Regions from separate parts of the Homo sapiens genome. Here regions 2 and 3 are each linked to region 1. The links are chromatin loops, found by intact Hi-C in ENCODE. Cell type or tissue: PC-9. All regions are shown on one strand. Links, peaks and the distances in the headings refer to the core of each region. The heading gives the core; the rest is flanking DNA.

What was found. Peaks named below come from ENCODE experiments on the same cell type or tissue, not always from the same donor. Only the 100,000 strongest peaks of a DNase experiment are listed, where the experiment ranks them.
Region 2: it touches region 1 in a loop (3-fold over the local background); 4 of 110 quality-filtered maps call a loop at or near these places.
Region 3: it touches region 1 in a loop (7-fold over the local background); 8 of 110 quality-filtered maps call a loop at or near these places.

The regions. Positions count from the first base shown.
Region 1 is chr1:46,608,358-46,614,426 of GRCh38, forward strand. It overlaps MOB3C (MOB kinase activator 3C), which reads right to left. Exons shown (of 4, transcript NM_201403.3): 2 at 4,547-5,014; 3 at 1,645-1,847; 4 at 1-1,327. The coding sequence starts at 4,964. The coding sequence ends at 1,298. Among named protein-coding and RNA genes, the nearest start is that of MOB3C, 5.4 kb to the right of the region's middle. RefSeq lists an enhancer at 4,904-5,527. In PC-9, for the core only: no CTCF peak of the experiment used is centred there; a DNase peak (open chromatin) is centred at 3,574; H3K4me3 peaks cover 587 bases; H3K27ac peaks cover 2,500 bases.
Region 2 is chr1:47,337,395-47,343,463 of GRCh38, forward strand. All of the region lies in intron 1 of CMPK1 (cytidine/uridine monophosphate kinase 1), which reads left to right. Among named protein-coding and RNA genes, the nearest start is that of CMPK1, 6.6 kb to the left of the region's middle. In PC-9, for the core only: a CTCF peak has its summit at 2,217 (motif pointing right); no DNase peak of the experiment used is centred there.
Region 3 is chr1:46,518,447-46,524,515 of GRCh38, forward strand. No RefSeq gene overlaps it. Among named protein-coding and RNA genes, the nearest start is that of TMEM275, 14 kb to the right of the region's middle. RefSeq lists a cis regulatory region at 3,730-4,802 and enhancers at 3,774-4,725, 4,726-5,676, 5,677-6,069. In PC-9, for the core only: no CTCF peak of the experiment used is centred there; DNase peaks (open chromatin) are centred at 1,775 and 2,255; H3K4me3 peaks cover 696 bases; H3K27ac peaks cover 2,500 bases.

The DNA of each region.
Region 1 (6,069 bases), core at 2,374-4,873:
GAGTGGAGGCTCTGGGAGGGCAGAACCCTGTTCCTGCCTCAGTTTCCCCACCTGTGGGTCTGCGTATAGGGCTGGGTATGGAGGTACTGAGTAATGGAGTGCTGCGTGAACATCCCAGTCTCCCTGTGGATAGCTGTGCTGTGAGATCCAACTGGCTGGAATGTGTCAGGGATGGCTGGGAAGGAGGCAGGTACTTTTAGGATGGAGGATCTCCATGCCTGGAAGAGTCCATTCACCAACTACATCCTCAATGTGCTGGGATGGGAGACAAGACTCCAAAGTTCCCAATTCAAGTTCCACAAGCTCCTTGGACGGGGAGATTATTTTGTGCTGGGCTTCAGATCCGAGGAGCCAGGTCTGTAGATTCTGGGAGCTAGAGTGGAGTATATGATTCCCAGATGAAGGGCCAGGGGACCTTTGTGTACTTGAGGGATCATCTCCAACCCCCAGGAGGACACGTATAATACAGGCCTTCTTGGAGGCAGAGGGATGAGTAAAATGTCAGCTCATGGGCATCTCTGGGTAAGAGAATCAGAGCCTGTGTCTGCAGTGGGTCGGTTTAGGAACTCAAGGCAAGGCTCCTCTTCCTACGTTCCCCCAGCTCTCCAGGACTCATGCTGATGGAAGAGTGTAGCCTGGAAGGTTTGAATGTAGAGCAACATCTACAACCACATTTTTGTGCACTTACACACATGGTCAGATACACTGAGTGGGGACGCTGAGCTGTCATCACTCCTACAGTGGTCATGGTCTGATGGTCCCATGGTCTGATGGTCCCAATCTATTTATCCATCCATCCAACATTTATGGAAGGCCTACTATGTGCCAAGGAGGGGTAAGGCAGCTAGCTCTCACAGACACACCCCACAGTGAAAATCACACACACACACACACACCCCGGCATCTGTGCTCACTCACAGGCAGACTGCTCACTTTCTTGCACCTTTCTTGCCATCACCTCGGCCACACCCACATTCCTCCAATAGGCTTGGGAACCAGCATGGAAGGGTCAAGTGTCATAGAAGAAACCCCCTAGCCTACCCTACTCCCAGACTTCATGCCAGAGGTTTAACTCCACTTCCCTTCTGTTTGCCTGCCTAGATGCTCTCCCCTTCTCCATCCACAAGCGGTCAGGGCGACAGGTAGGCAGACTCCTGAGAACCAGAAGTCCAGAGGCTTTGGGTGTGTGGAGTGATTCCAGTGCCTTCAGATTCCTTCAGGCTCCTGGGGGTCCCCTCTGCCAGCCACCCTATGTTCAGATCGTCCATCTGATGGCCAAAAAAGTCCAGACCTGGGCTCAGTGGCAGATCCGCTCTGTCATCTCCCTCTGTAGAGACACAAGGTAGGGAGGGGTCAATTAGAGCTCAGCCTACTAGGCAATCCCTTCCCAAACCATAGGGCCTAGCTGCTCTTCTGTCTGAGCCTGGCCTTCCCCCAGCAACCCCAACTCTTAGGCTGCAGATCTGGGTTTGTAAACCAACACTTGAATGAATTCTCTATTGAAGTACAGAATTCACTGTTAAATGAATTGCCTTCCCCTAATTCATCTACTTGGGCGTTGGAGTTACTTAAAGCAGGCAGCTTTTGGACGTGAAAACTCAGAGGCTAGCCTTGGTAGGGGAGGGTGGTAGGGCTTGGCCTCACCAGTGGCTCCAGCTCCCGCTGGTCCACCAGACTGAACTCGCGGATGAAGTAGTAGAAGTGCTTGTAGCAGGTGTTGACGTGCGCCTCTGCCCCCATGCTGAGGATGCTATCGAAGTGGTGGATGTAGACATGGACAAAGACTCGGAAGAGGCGGGTCAGGATCTTGGTGCAGACCTGCTGGAAGTTCTTAGGGAAGGGAACTCCTAGAGGGCAGGGGAGGGCAGAAGGGGATCAGTATCCTGGTGCCAAAGCTCTGCTCAACTTTTCCCTCCCACACACAGGCAACCAGGATGGCTTTTTCCCCAGCACACTTTTTAGTACACTTCCCTTTGGAAAACAGAGAGTGGTTTGACTTTCTCCCATACTTTTCTTTCTTTCTTCCTTTCTTTTTTTCTTTCCTTTTTGAGACGGAGTTTCACTCTTGCCCAGGCAAGTGCAATGGCATGATCTCGGCTCACTGCAACCTCCACCTCCCAGGTTCAAGGTATTCTCCTGCCTCAGCCTCCCAAGTAGCTGGGATTACAGACATGTGCCATCATGCCCAGCTAATTTTGTATTTTTAGTAGAGACAGGGTTTCTCCATGTTGGTCAGGCTGGTCTTGAACTCCTGACCTCAGGTGATCCACCTGCCTCGTCCTCCTAAATGCTGGGATTACAGGCATGAGCCACTGTGCCTGGCCATACTTTTCTTTCTAATGAAGCACAAATCTGACTGTGGCTCTCCCCTGCTGGAATATACATCATCTTCCACATTTTCCCATTACCTAAAGCAGGGCTTTGCAAACTTGTGGGGGTCACTGACCAACCCTTTTTAGACTATGATAAAAGTTACGACCTAAACTCTCCCCAGAAATATGTGCAATTGCAGAGATGCTCACATCACACTCTTGTATACAACTCCAAGGAGAGTTCAACAACTGGGTCCATTTAAAAAATCCCTGGGCCTTCAGGATTAAGTCCTAACTTTCCAGCAGGACGCTGCTCAAGGCCTTTCATGATCTTATCCTGACCTCCCTCTCTAGCCCCACCCCATGTCCCTCCTCTTTTCAACATTCACACAGAAGTCCTCAGACCCCCAATCCTGGAAATTATGAATTCTGCAAGAGTTAGTTCAGACAGCCCTCATTCCTTCAAATATTCAACAACACGAAGAACCTTCCATTTATGAGCAAGGCCTTGTGCTGGGCCCTTCACACCTTTTGCCTCTAATCCTTAGAACAATTCGCCTGATGTGTCTGATTGTCACTTTAGATATGATAAAACAGAAGTGCTTATAAAGGTGAAGCTGCTAGCCCAAGGCCACATAAGTATTAATCAGTGCAGAATGGAGACTGGATTCAGACCCTCTTTGCAGTGCACTGCAGCGACCCTCACAGATATTGGGACCCATGAAAAAGGCCCCGCTTCTGCATAGTCCCCCATGCTCAAGGCAGAGATCTTGGTGGCTTATGCCCTCTTCTCTGTGTGGCAGTCACCCAGGGTTTTAGGCATCGATACCTGGAGTCCCACAGGCCCAGGGAGGTATGGCCAGCAGGGACTATGAATCTACATTCAGGTCCACAGCTGGCCCACCCGGCTCTGTAGACCCCCTCCTCTTCCTCACCATTCCCAGGTGGGGTCGAGCCTTCCCTCCCTCTGAGCCCCTCCAGCCCAGCCCAGATTCCTCAGACATATCCTGCCCATGTAGACTTGGGGTCCTGGGCTCCCACAGATCTGAGCCCCAGTTCGGAATTCCTCCCAGTTCAGTGCACTTTCCCTCAGTAGCCTCAAGTTTCCTCCTATGTAAAATGAAGGTGCTCCTTGTCGGGCATGACAGTGCAAGAAACAGCAGGCCACTGGCTGGGGAGGAGCCGTGGGCATTGAATTGTGACTCAGTGCCCAGCTTCCTTCAGCATTCAGACTTCTCCCCTCAGGGCTTGACCACCCTGCCCCACCCACCGCTGATCCACACAGCCTCTGCAGAGATGAGCTCCAGGCCAGGTGGGGGCTGGGCCCAGCTACAGGTGCGGCTGGTGTGATGAACACAGTGTCATGCCTGCTCAGCTCCTGGACCAACAACCCCCTCCTGCTGCCCTCGGGTGGGTAAGCAGTGCCTGGGTGACATCACTCATCTCCCCTCCCTACCCTCACCCGCCCAGGCTGCCCAGCTGAGATAAGAAAAGGCCCCACAGCCTGTGCCTGGCAAGGGAAAATTCTGTCCTCAGAGCCCCAATCTGAGGTGATGATACCACCAGGGCCCACCCAACCACCAACTCCCTCCTTTTCCTGAGGCCAGGAGTCAGAGGGAACCCCGGGAGGCTGGAGGTCAAATCAGCTATGAACACCTCGGGGCAACTGTTCTGGAAGGTTCTGAGAATCACAGCATCTGTGGTCTTGCCAGAGTGGTCCTTGGTGGGACCACTTATGCTTTAGAAAAGAAAAGCCCTCTGAGGTGGGTGGATCACCTGAGGTCAGGTGTTCGAGATCAGCCTGGCCAATGTGGTGAAACCCTGTCTCTACTAAAAATACAAAAATTAGCCAGGCGTGGTGGTGGGTGCCTATAATCCCAGCTACTCAGAAGGCTGAGGCAGGAGAATCGCTTGAACCCGGGGGGCAGAGGTTGCAGTAAGCTGAGATCTCACCACTGGGTGAAAGACCGAAACTCTGTCTCAGAAAAGAAAAAAAAAAAAAAAGAAAGAAAGAAAGAAAAAGAAAAGAAAGAAAAGCCCCAAATTGGGAGTCAGGAAGTCCTAGCAAATGCTTGACCTTGAGCAAGGCACTTAACCTGTTTCAACCTCGCTTTCCTCTTCCACAAAATGGGGATGAAAATCAACCCCCAACCCTGCAGAGTGTCTATATCAAACTAAATCCTCATCTGTGGAATGGGCTCCCAGTGGCTCCCTCCCCGCCAGGTGACACTCACCAACACGCGTGGGAAAGACCTCTTCGTCGTTGATGAGGCCTTCGATCCAGTCCATGAGCAATGCCATATAGCGCGGCGCAGAGAGCTTGGCGGGCCGCCGGTACTGGCGCTCGTCCTGCCAGCGGTACTCGTAGCGGGGCCCGCCGGCCATGACCGGGCAGCTGGTCTCACTGCAGCGCTCCGCCATAGTGCCGTAGATGAGGTTGATGCGGTTGAAGAAGTCCACCACGTGCACGGCGATCCAGTCGTCGATGTTCTCCCCGGGTGGTAGCCTCACCACACTGCGCAGGTCCAGGCCCGACTTGAGAGAGGCCTGTGCCTTCTTGTACAGCTCAAAGCGCTGTGTGCCCGGCTCAAAGCGCTTCCGCGGCCGGAACGTCTTGTCCTTGGCGAACACCTGCTTCAGGCACAGGGCCATGGCCAGCTGGGCCTGGGGCTGCTGTCCAGGGGCTCGGACCTGAGGATACCCTGCCAGGGACAAGGGCATAGGGGAGCTGGCGGTCAAGGCCTTATCATCTGGGCTCTGACTTCCCAATTCATCATTTCCCTGTCACCTCTCAGCCTTTGCTCAACCTCTGCATCCTCTGCCTGGAATCTAAGTCCTCAGCCCCTAGGTCCAGTGCCCCGCCCTCTTTCCAGGCTATGTTAGTCCCCCTTGCTAAGCCCCCACAGTCCTCCCATCTTGCTTTGTCTCTTTTCTGCTTTCATTGCAGAGCTGGGCCTGGGCTCTAAACAGGTGCCCCTCAGACTTGCTGTTGGTCACGAGAGAGGTCGCAGAGGCTCCCTGCAGGCCCACCAGCAGACAGGGGCTTGGACGAGATGACCTCTGGGAGCCCCCTTGGCCAGCTGGTGCAACGTGGGAGAGCCTCGCAGCATTGTGCTGGGGGCAGGGTGGAGGGGGGTCGGGGGTGGCTTTCGGCTTCCTCTGGGATATCCCGTAGTCCATCCGGCCACCGGGGATTCCCAGGGAGCAGCAGGGAACTTTTCTACCAAAAATGTCCTTTCCTTTTTTTTCACCCTGAAAGAGGAAAGGGCCCTCCCGCTGCCAGCTGGGCGGCTTCTGAGTGTGGCTGCAAGCACTGGAGGAGGGGGAGGGCGGCAGGCCAATGAGGGCGTCGCTTCCTCTGACAACAGCTGGAGATCCTTCCCCTCAAGCCAGCCTCCTCCAGCCCCAAATCTGAACAAGCCACTGGCTCCTCCCGTTGCACCTGACACTCAGTAGACATTCCTCTAGCAACTACTATGTGCCTGGCACTGGGAGGTAGAAGAGTATAGTCAGATGCACCCAGGAGGGCCCATCTAGAGCTCAGGCAAATTTACTTTGCCTCCTAGAATTTAAGGATCCCAGATTCAGAACAAATTTTGGGAGACAGTGATCAGGGCCCTAGGCTCAGAGGCAGGAGTCCTGGGTTCTAGTCCCAGCTCTACCACTGGCTTACTGGGTGACCCCTGTATCACCATGGATTTAGCCCATCCAGGTCCTGGGTCACTCTGCTATAGCTAGGTTTCTAAGACCTGAGTCA
Region 2 (6,069 bases), core at 1,242-3,741, 730 kb after region 1:
ATCAGTTACAAGATTCCATGATGAGATATGTTCTGTAATGTATTATATTATTAAGATTTCAACAATTATTTGACCTTAAACTGTTATCTTCTTTAATGAAAAGTATTCTCTTGAGTCTAGTTGCCATAAACTTTATTAAGCTGTCAATCAACTAATTCCAAATAGTTTATAATTTAGCAATTGCTATTCCCTAGCTGGCTAGACAGACACTGGAATATCTATTTTTTTTTTTTTTTTGAGACGAAGTGTCACGCTGTCGGCCAGGCTGGTGTGCAGTGGGGCAATCTTGGCTCGCTGCAGCCTCCATCTTCTGGATTCAAGCGATTCTCTGCCTCAGCCTCCCGAGTAGCTTGGACTACAGGTGCGCGCCACCATGCCCGGCTAATTTTTGTATTTTTAGTAGAGACGGGGTTTCACTATGTTGGCCAGGCTGGTCTCGAACTCCTGACCTCGTGATCCACCCACCTTGGCCTCCCAAAGTGCTGGGATTACAGGTGTGAGCCACTGTGCCCGGCCTGGAATATCTATTGTTAGTGAAGTCAGCGGTATGTTGTTTTTTTCCTTTGTGAATCTCTTTATTTTGACTCAATATTTTTTTATACAGGCAATTATAAACTAAATTCCAAAATAATGTAAGTTTTGGAGGTTTTTTTCCTGTAGGAAAAAAATTACATAAATCCACGGTAAATTCTCCAATTAATCTGGCTGAAGCTAATGCAGCTCACAGGGCACCTGAAATTGTTACTTTAGTATGTTGATTTCCAACTCAGGCTGCCAGAAGTACATATTTGAGTCCTAGCTACAGAATCTTCAGTTGACAGGAAGAGAAGAAAAAGAGAAAACCAAAAACCCTTAGGGATATCTTGCTCTCTAAGGCACTGAAATTAGTGAAGTGGGTATTGTTAGAGGGAAGCTGGTATTTTTTCTCTGGAGGTGAATTCTGCTCTGCAAATTGCTCCTGGAGACCTAGAGAAGGTAAAGGCAAATCTGATACAGTGTCTTCTGAGAGTGTTCTGTACTGGGAAGGAAAGATTGGAGGGAGGTTTTGGGATTGATTTTGCACATTTATTTGTACTGATGTTTTTCAGTTTTGTTTGCTTTTCTCCTTCCTTCCTTCCTTCCCTCCCTCCCTCCCTCTCTCCTTCCCTCCCTCCCTCTCTCCTTCCCTCCCTCCCTCTCTCCTTCCCTCCCTCCCTCCTTCCTGTTCTTTCTTTTTCTTCTTTTCTTTTTTTTTTACCAAATACCCAGACTTGGAGAATTTGTTTTATTTTCTAATTGTTTGTAAATCTGTATCCTCTAATACTGAATTTGTTTTTGAAAATGAGCTATTTTCTAAATCAGTGTGATACTTAGAGTTAAGTTTCCAGAATGGAATTATTGTGCAATAATTTAGTTATAAAATCATGATGGGAATACTGTGTCATTCTTGAATTTTTAAAATTAAGCTTTATTTATATTTGTTGTTTTGGCCCAAATGAAATTATGTCAATGTAACCTAAATTTATATTTGAAAATAACCACCATTTTACATGCATTAGTTGGAAGAAATATTTAAACCTCTCTTTTAAAGATTGTGAACATTTTGCTTACATAAACAAATTATGACTAAAGCTTATAACCATGCCAAATTGCTTTCTGTAGCACCCAGAAAACTTTTTTTTTTTTTTTTGAGAGAGGGTCTCACTCTGTTGCCCAGGCTGAAGTACAGTGGTGTGACCTCAGCTCACTGCAACCTCCGCCTCCTGGGTTCAAGAGATTCTCCTGCCTCAGCCTCCCAAGTAGCTGGGACTACAGACACATGCCACCATGAATGCCATGTTGGCCAGGCTGGTCTCGAACTTCTGACCTCAGGTGATCCACCTGCCTCAGCTTCCTAAAGTACTGAGATTACAGGCATGAGCCTTTGCGCCTGGCCTCACCCAAGAAGCATTTTATCATCTGTGTCAACTTCCTCCAGGGCCTGTGTGGGTAACTCTTACTTTGCCTGGCCATCCTACTTACTGCACTTAGAAAAAGTTTTGGATGATAATTGACTTTAAGCATATATAAATCAGAAACTTGATTTCATTTATCTTTGTGTCCCCAGTGTTGAACATTGTGCCTGACACATAGTAACTGCTTATTAAGCACTTATTGAATTATAAGTTGAATACGTTGGATTCATAGAGTTTATTGTTTGTCCTGAAGATGTAAAATTTTTAAAAATTCGATCCCCAGAGGGCGCTCCAGTGGCAGTTGGCTCTCCCATTTTAAGGACCAGAAGTGTTTGAATGTCTTCCTCTGATTTCTTTTTCTTTCTTCCTTTCCTTTTTTTTTTTTTTTTTTTTTTTTAAGACAGAGCCTTACTCTGTCGCCCAGACGGGAGTGCAGTGGCATGATCTCGGCTCACCGCAGCCTCCGCTTCCCGGGTTCAAGCGATTCTCCTCCCTCAGCCTCCTGAGTAGCTGCAATTACAGGCACCCACCACAACGCGTGGCTAATTTTTGTATTTTTAGTAGAGATGGGGTTTCACCATAATGGCCAGGCTGGTCTCAAACTCCTGACTTCAGGTGATCCGCCTGCCTCAGCCTCCCAAAGTGCTGGAATTACAAGCGTGAGCCACCGCATCCGGCTGCCCTCTTCCCTCCCCTCCCCTTCCCTTCCCTCCCCTCCCCTCCCCTCCCCTCCCCTTTCCCTTTCTTTCCTATTTATTTATTTATTTATTTGAGATGAGCTCTCCCTCTGTTGCCCAGGCTGCAGTGCAGTGGCACAATCGTGGCTCATTCTCACTGCAGCCTCCACCTCCCAGGCTCAACTGATCTTTCCACCTCAGCCTCCCAAGTTGCTAGGTCTACAGGTGCATGCCACCATGCCCAGCTAATTTTTTTTATTTTGTAGAAATGGGGTCTCCCCAGAGCAAGACTCCGTCTCAAAAAAAAAAAAAAGAGAAATGGGGTCTCCCTATGTTGCACAGGCTAGTCTCAAACTCCTGGATTCAAACGATCCTCCCACCTCAGTCTCCAAAGTGCTGGGATTGCATCGTAAGCCAGCGTACCCAGCCTGTCTTCCTCAGATTTCTCATGTAACACTTTTGTTTACTCTCAATGAATGAATCAATGATATGGTTGTGAAAATCTGCTGAGCAGATTTCCAAGCTCCTCATTACAAATTCTCAAACAGAGCAGCATTCAGAAGAAACTAGATAGGAAAATCCACTGGATATTAAGGTCCAGTGTTTAAGAATATGCTTCTTTCCTTCTGGTGGAATAATAATTTTTTTTTTTTCGAGGCAGAGTTTGAGTTGCCCAGGCTAGAGTGCAGTGGCACGATCTTGGCTCACCACAACCTCTGCCTCCTGGGTTCAAGCGATTCTCCTGCCTCAGCCTCCTGAGTAGTTGGGATTACAGGCATGCGCCACCATGCCCGGCTAATTTTGTATTTTTAGTAGAGACGGGGTTTCTCCATGTTGGTCAGGCTGGTCTCGGACTCCTGACCTCAGGTGATCCGCCCGCCTCAGCCTCCCAAAGTGTTGGGATTACAGGTATGATCTACCATGCCTGGCAAATTTTTTCTTTTTTAAGAAAGTTTACATTATCTGGTCCACAGGATACTTGACTCTTCAGAAGCACCACTGTTTGATTAAGGGTGCTTATGACATGGGATTTTTGTTAAGAACTTGGAGGAGGGGAGATCTTCAGATTATTTACTGCCCTTAATTTTGAAAACTTTCATTTTTTGCCTTTCCATTTTAAGTTATAAGAGTAACACATGCCCATAGGGAAAATGTTACATCTTTTCTAATCCTGAGATCACCAGTAGTAACTGCTTGTTATGAACTGCTTTCCCATCTCTTTCTCAATGTTCTTGTGAACAAAAATGCAAATATTTATATTTTTTACCTTCAAGTGAGATTAGTGTATTTTTTGCTGACTGTATCATAGATATCCTTTCAGTTCTTTACCTATAGATTTAATTCATTTGTGTTTTTTTGTTTGTTTGTTTGTTTTGAGACAGAGACTCACTCAGTCTGTCACCCCCAGGCTAGAGAACCTTGGCACTCTCTTGTCTCACTGCAGCCTCTGCCTTCCAGGTTCAAGAGATTCTCCTGCCTCAGCCTCCCAAGTAGCTGAGATTACAGGTGTGTGCTACCACGCCTGGCTAATTTTTGTGTTTTTAGCAGAGACAGTGTTTCATTAGGTATTTCTTTATAGCAGTGTGAGAATGGACTAATAGAGTCTACTTTAAGATTTTTATTTTTATTTTTTATTATTTATTTATTTATTTGGACAGAGTCTTGCTCTGTCGCCCAGGTTGGAGTGCAATGGTGTGATCTCGGCTCACTGCAACCTTTGCCTCCCAGGTTCAAGCGATTCTCATGTCTCAGCCTCCCGAGTAGCTGGGATTACGCCCAGCTAATTTTTTAGTATTTTTAGTAGAGACAGTTTCACCGTGTTAGCCAGGATGGTCTCGCTCTCCTGACCTCATGATCCACCCACCTCAGTCTCCCAAAGTGCTGGGATTACAGGTGTGAACCACTGATCCTGGCCAATTTTTATTTTTTGGGGACAGGGTCTTGCTCAGTCCCCCAGGCTGGAGTATAGTGGCTCTATCACTGCTCACTGCAGCCACTTGGCTCAAGCGATCCTCCTGCCTTATCCTTCAGAGTAGCTGGGACTACAGGCTCACACCACCAGGCCTGGCTAATTATTTTTTATTTTATTTTTTTGAGATGGAGTCTTGCTCTGCCACCCAGGCTAGAGTGCAGTGGGGTGATCTCGGCTCACTGCAACCTCCGCCTCCTGGGTTCAGGCAATTCTCTTGCCTCAGCCTCCCGAGTAGCTGGGATTACAGGTGCCTGCCACCACACCTGGCTAATTTTTGTATTTTTAGTAGAGACAGGGTTTCACCATGTTGGCCAGGCTGGTCTTGAATTCTTGACCTCAGGTGATCTGCCCGCCTCGGCCTCCCAATTAGCCAGGCCTGGCTAATTATTTTTTGTAAAGACAAGGTCTCACTGTGTTGCCCAGGCTGGTACTCACTCGACTGCTTCAAATGCTAATCTCTTCCGGAAATACCCTCACAGATGATAATGTTTACCAGCTATCTGGGTATCCCTTAATCCAGTCAAGTTGACACCAAAAATTAACCATCACAAACATTATTATATTTCTATCAAAAGTATATGAATATCATCTTGGAAGATTATTTTAATTTTTACAAATTTGTTAATCTATTTTCTGAGATTTTTGAGAATCTTTTCCTTTTTCTCTTTTTTCTTTTTTTTTTTTTTTTTTGAGACAGGGTCTCACTCTGTTGCCCAGCCTGGAGTGCAATGGTGCCATCTCAGCTCACTGCAGCTTCTGCCTCCCGGGTTCAAGAAATTCTCCTGCCTCAGCCTCCCAAGTAGCTGGGATTACAGGCACTTGCCACCATGCCCAGCTAATTTTTGTATTTTTAGTAGAGATGGGGTTTCACCATGTTGGCCAGGTTGGTCTCAAACTCCTGGCTTTGTGATTCACCCGCCTCAGCCTCCCAAAGTGCTAGGATTACAGGCATAAGCCACTGCGCCCGGCAATTCTTTTTTTAAAGTGAAATGGCATAATTAACCATTTGTATTTTTTTTTTTTTTTTGAAACGGAATCTTGCTCTGTCGCCCAGGCTAGAGTGCAATGGCGTGATCTCTGCTCACTGCAACCTCCGCCTCCCGGATTCAAGCAATTCTTGTGCCTCCACTTCCCGAGTAGCTGAGAATACAGGCACATGCCACCACACCCAGTTAATTTTTGTATTTTTAGTAGAGATGAGGTTTCACCATGTTGGTCAGGCTGGTCTTGAACTCCAGACCTCAAGTGATCCACCTGCCTTGGCCTCCCAAAGTGCTGGGATTACAGGCATGAGCCACAATGCCCGGCCCTCTGTGTATTTTTAAAAAATATTTTCCTGGCCGGGCGCAGTGGCTCACACCTGTAATCCCAGCATTTTGGGAGCCAAGGCGGGTGGATCAGGAGGCTGTAATCCCAGCTACTCCGGAGGCTGAGGTAGGAGAATCGCTTGAACCTGGGAGGAGGACGTCGTAGTGAGCCAAGACCA
Region 3 (6,069 bases), core at 1,263-3,762, 91 kb before region 1:
TGAGAGATTTCGGAAGGAAAATTGTTGTGGTGATTTTAAGCAGGATGGGGAGGGTCAAGGGTACTTTCAAGTCTCTGGCCAGGCAATAGGGTAGATGGAGACCCCTACTCTGTTGGAGTGGAGTGAGTGTCCGAAAATGATCCTGAGCTCAGGGTAGTCTTGTTTGCTGCATTTGAGGAGACTTCTATTTATTCAAGGGAAGATGTAGGGTCTGTCTCTGCTGCTGACACAGACTTTCTCTGTGCCTGGCACCTTACACGTAAGAAGCCACTTGGCTGGGCATGGTGGCCCACTCCTGTAATCCCAGCACTTTGGGAGGCCGAGGCGGGCATATCATGAGGTCAGGAGTTCAAGACCAGCCTGGCCAATAGGGTGAAACCCTGACTCTACTAAAAATACAAAAGTTAGCCGGGCGTGGTGGTAGGCACCTGTATTCACAGCTACTCAGGAGGCTGAGGCAGAAGAATTGCTTGAACCCGGGAGGCAGAGATTGCAGTGAGCTGAGATTGCAGCACTGCACTCCAGCCTGGGCAACAGAGTGAGACTCTGTCTCAAAAAATAATTAATAATAATAATAATAAATAAAAGAAGTCACTTAATCCTTACACAACTCTATGAGGTAGGTACTATTACTATCCTCATTTACAGATGGGAAAACTGAGGTACAGAGTGGTTAAATAACTTGCTGAGGGGCCACATAGCTAGTCATGGGCCAACCAAGGGATGAACCTGGCTGGCCTCAGAATCCATGCTCTTAGCCTTGATGGTTGTCACAGGGAGATGGTGAATGAAGCCACGTTGCTAAATGAGATTACAGAGAGAGAAGCAGAGGATGGGACCTCAGGGAAACGCTGACCACAAAGAGAAGAAGAAGCTACTGGTGGAGCCAGGATGAGCTAAGCCTGGCTTGCTGTTTACTGAGGGCAAATAACTATCCCTCTCTGGTCTGCAGTTTCCTATTCTGTTGAATAGGAATCTTTAACCAGGTCCAGCCTGCTTCCTGGGTGACTCAGAGGAGGTAAAAAGGAGAAGGCACTGGGGAGGCTGAGAAGCTGAGCAGTTCTAGGCCCAGCATGCCGTTGGTGCTCAGATAGCCCATGGTGGGGGAAATGGGAAAGGTAGGGGGCTCCCCGAAGCTTCTCTCCAAATTCCCCATGTTCTCTCTTTCTTTTTTTTGAGATGGAGTTTTGCTCTTGTTGCCCAGGCTGGAGTGCAATGGTGCGGTCTTGGCTCACTGCAACCTCCACCTCCCGGGTTCAAGGGATTCTCCTGCCTCAGCCTCCCCAGTTGCTGGGACTACAGGCGCTGACCACCACTCCTGGCTAATTTTTTGTATTTTTAGTAGAGACGGGTTTCACCATGTTGGCCAGGCTGGTCTCAGACTCTTGACCTCAGGTGATCCACCTGCCTTTGCTTCCCAAAGTGCTGGGATTACAGGCGTGAGCCACCGCCTGGCTGAGCCATGGCGCCCGGTAGTTCCCCCTTCTCTTAGGCCTTGGCCAATGTTCTTGCAGCTCAGGGGTCTGGTTCCTTAGGGGCCCTCAGGGAAGGGGCCCCTGCTGAGAGGGTCTGGGGAATGGACCCCTTTAGGGCTGGGCACTTCCCTCATCTCTTTCCCACAGAGCTGCTCTGGGCTGGAGCCCTCCACCCCCATCACTCATTCTCCTTTAGCTTCTGGGAAAGCCGATTAGGAGGTGGCCTTCTACCCGCCCCCCTGACAAGTGTGTCTGAACTTCCAACAAAGGCCCTCAGAGGGTTGCAGAGGGAGGGCTCAGCACTGGGAACCTGACACCACTGGCCAGGGATCACCCCAGCAGCCTAGGAGGCAGCTCTGTGGGGCTGCCCACCCCACGGCAGGCAGGAATGTCGCTCTGAGAGGGGACCTGGTCCCACAAAGGCCTGGGGGCTGGGCTGAGGCAGGCTGGAGAGGTCTTCACCTGGGAGGCCTCACAATAAGGAAGACAGCAAGGGCCAGCACCCAGGAAGGCACGTGGGAATAGGCATACACGCCCCCACACACTGACAGCCTCTCACACACATTCCCCATACATTCACAGCACACACGCACACACGCATCCTCTCACACCCCTGGGACATGTTGACTTCTGCACTGGACCACACAATCCCAGGGTGTCTGTCTCCCTGTCTCTCATGCCTGTGTACACAGCCCCACTGCAAACCGGCAGACACACAGCCACGCTCTGTCGCCTGATGCTCCACACACCCGCTCCACCCCCAGACATGCATTCTTCCCGGCTTGCTCACACTCCAGACAGCCCCTGAATGCTCAGTGGCACCAGCTCCCCTGTACAGACAGCCTCTCGAGCCAAACTGCTGGCCTGGTGCCCACAGAGACTTGGTGGCGGCTGCCCTGTGATTGTGGAAGATGCCACCCAAATGCCCACATAAGAGTCAGACACTGGTCCCAGCTGCCATGTGAACACCCATGTGCACCAACCCACACATCCACCCCAAGGGGCTGCCTTGAGCCCACCTCTTCACAGCATGCTCCCTCCTGCAGCAGCCTCATGGGCGTGTGACCCATGCAGTCACACAGGGCCCTGGGCTCAGAGGGCCCGCAATGTTCTGATGTCACCATCTTGAAATCTTTACATTTTAAGCAAGGGGCCCTGCATTTTCATTTTGCCCTGGACCCCATAAAATATATAGCTGGTCTCACTCCCACCCCATTTCTATTTATTTATGTATTTATTTGAGACAGAGTTTTGCATTTGTTGCCCAGGCTGGAATGAAATGGTGTGATCTTAGCTCACTGCAACCTCTGCCTCCTAGGTTCAAGCAATTCTCCTGCCTCAGCCTCCCAAGCAGCTGGGATTACAGGCGCCTGCCACCACACCTGGCTAATTTTTTTGTATTTTTAGTAGAGACAGGGGGTTTCACTATGTTGGCCAGGCTGGTCTCGAACTCCTGACCTCAGGTGATCCGCCTGCCTCAGCCTCCCCAAGTGCAGGGATTACAGGTGTAAGCCACAGTGCCCAGCCCACCCCATCTCTTTCAGCTAAGTCACTGGCCCTTCTGTGGCTTCAGAAACCCAAGGCCTCCAGAAAGCCCTCTGCTTCTCCCACCTGCCCAAGGGCCACCACTTCCTCTTCCAGCCACGGTTTCCTTCTCCACCCCATTCCTCATCAGGCAACTGAGTGTGAGGGGTGGAGGGAACTACCAAGAGCATCCTATACACACCTCCTCCTAGTGTCACCTTGGGGCTCAGTATTCTCCTTGGTAAAGTGGGGCGAATGATAATGCCTACTTCAGGGTTCTTTGTTAGGAATAAAAGATAACATCTGTAAAACACTTAGCACAATTTTGGCATTTAGTAAATGCTCAATACTTGCTTGTTTTTTTTTTTTAAATTTGTTTTTACTTTTATTATTTGAGATGAGGTCTCACTGTTATGCCCAAGCTGGTCTCTAGCTCCTGAGCTCAAGTGATCCACCCACCTTGGCCTCCCAAAGTGCTGGGATTACAGGCATGAGCCACGACGCCCGGCCAATACTTGCTTGTTATTATTGCACTTATTACATTATGATAAGTGCCACTAAACAAAAGTAGACTCAGTTCCTGGCCCTATATATAGTCTAATGGATAAAATGGAGATTACTCAAATAATCACACATATATCCACGTAAAGGAGCAGGGGTGAATGAGAAGTGCACACGTCTCTGACCTCGAAGGGCTTACGGCTAACAGGAGGGGCAATCTGAGGCTAGATTCAGGATCAATCTAGGGCAAGACACAGCTCGATTAGAGGTCAGAGTTGGAGCTCAGAATGGGCCATGGCAGGACTCAGTTTGGGGCAGGGCCGGCTCAGTCTGTGACTGGTGCCAAGTCAGTCACAGTTTCATTTCTAGCACTGACTCACTGTGGACTATTTAATAAGCTGCTAGGCTTCTGGGAACCTCTGTTTCATCATCTGTAAAATGGGGAGGTCTCTGTCTACCCCCAGGCTTGTGGGAGTTGAGTGCGGTAATAATGGAAGTGAAGGATTAAGCTTCTGTTGCCACCACTAATGACTCCAAGCCCGGCCCCCTGGGGCTCTCCTCCCCCAGCTCCTTCCAGGCCGGGGAGGCTGCGTGGCCCTCACCCATGTCTCCCGCTGCGGGAAACTGCCACCTCAGCCTGGGATCCTTTCCAAGAAGAGTCTGGAGATTTCACAAAGACCTCTGAACAACAAAAGTTGCAGAAGCGATATTTCCTCCTGGGGTTGACCGCCCCGTGGCTCCTTTATCTTGGCAGCCAGGCTTGAAGAGCTGTTCTTGGAAAGAGCCTGTGTGGGCGTGTGTGGGTGCACGTGGGTGTGAGTGTGTGTACAAGCTGCTCTTTGTTGTTGGTCTCATCTAAGCGGGACGATAGACCCGCAGGCCTGGGTCCTTCCCAGGTCACCCTGCCCATCTCCTGGCCTCTGCACAGCATGTGCTGGGCAGCCAGGAGGGAGGGAACACATTCTTTTTTACCTTAGGATTCTCCTGAAGAGAACTCCAGAACACAGGAGCCCCAGTGCTTCAGGAAGAATCCAGGGTACCTGAGGCAGAAGCTTCACGACAGGGGGCTGAGGCGGAAACTTGACGACACGGGAGATTAAGGGGAGGTAAAGGCAGGTGCTCATCGGCCCGCCCCTCGCTGTCTCCTTAGCATGCACAGCCCCTGTGGAGGCAGGGCCCGCGAGACGTCTGAAAGGTTCACCTCCTTCAGGTTTACCTTCAGTCTGCCCTCGGTAAGCTGCCTAGAAAGGACCGCGCAGCCTGCAAGCCCCAGCCTGCCTCTTGGACTGTGGGCTATTGGAAAAGCCCTTCTCTGGGCCTCAGTCCCTATTCATTTTTTTAAAGACAGGGTCTCACTCTGTCACCCAGGCTGAAATGCAGTGGTATGATCACAGCTCACTGCAGCCTCACCTTCCTGGGCTCAAGCCATCCTTCCACTTCAGCCTCCCAAGCAGCTGGGACTACAGGTACACATCACCATGCCCAGCTAATTTTTGTATTTTTTGACAGAGGTGGGGTTTCACCATGTTGCCCAGGCTGGCCTTGAACTCTTGAGCTCAAGTGATCCGCCAGCCTTGGTCTCCCAAAGTGCTGGGATTACAGGTGTGAGCCACCATGCCCAGCCCTCTGTCCCTATTTTTTTTTTAAGTGGGGCTTTGGACAACTTCTGAGCCTGATTTAAGCGCCCCACCCTGCTGGGTTGGGTGGAAGCCATAGATACATAGAAGAATAACTGAAAAAGCAGTCATTCTTCTGTCTGCCTTGTTACCTCCCTCTCCCACACTCCAGCCACCAGGGGCCTGCAGAGCCCAGGAGGATGGACAAGGTGTGGGGGAGAGGTCGCCTACTAAAGAGCCAGGCCTGTTGAAGTCTGGCCATTTCTGCTTCAGTTTCTCAGAATAGACATTCTCACCGGTCTCTAGTTCGGCTTCCATCCGGGGAGGAATCACTGATACCCAGCTCCTATCCACAAGCCTGAAGGGGTGGGCAGCTCACTACCTTCCAGGGCAGCCTACGCCAGGGCTGTTGGAAAGTTCTTCTTCATGTTGTCTGAAATCTGCCACCCAGTAGCCTCCTTATCAGGCCTGGCTTGGCCTGGGAGCCACACAGAACATGTCTATTCATGCTGTTGTGGAGTGTGTCACCCAGCTGGCGTGGCACCTCACACACTCACCGTGCCCTCTCCCCGGATACCTCTGCTCTGCCGGTCCCTCCTCCTGGGGACAGGCTTCACTCTTCAGAGCCCAGCCACATGCCACCTGCTCCAGGAAGACTTGCCAGATTATCACAGGGGAGGGAGATGCCCCTCCTCCTCTTGATGCCTCTGACCACTATATACAGTTCTCAACCACTGCCAGATGGGGCTCCCTGGGCAGAAGCTGGCATGGCATACAGCCTGGTATGGAGTTTGTGTTCAACCAGTACTGAACTTGTTAAATTAACTGGGAAGAGCATGTGAGGGACAAGCTCTGCTGAGGACCTCAGGGAACCAGGCTTCTGTCTGGGCCCTGCCATGGCTTTGCAGTACACTTGGGCAAGCCCTGGCTTTTTCTGGGCCTCTGTCTCCTGT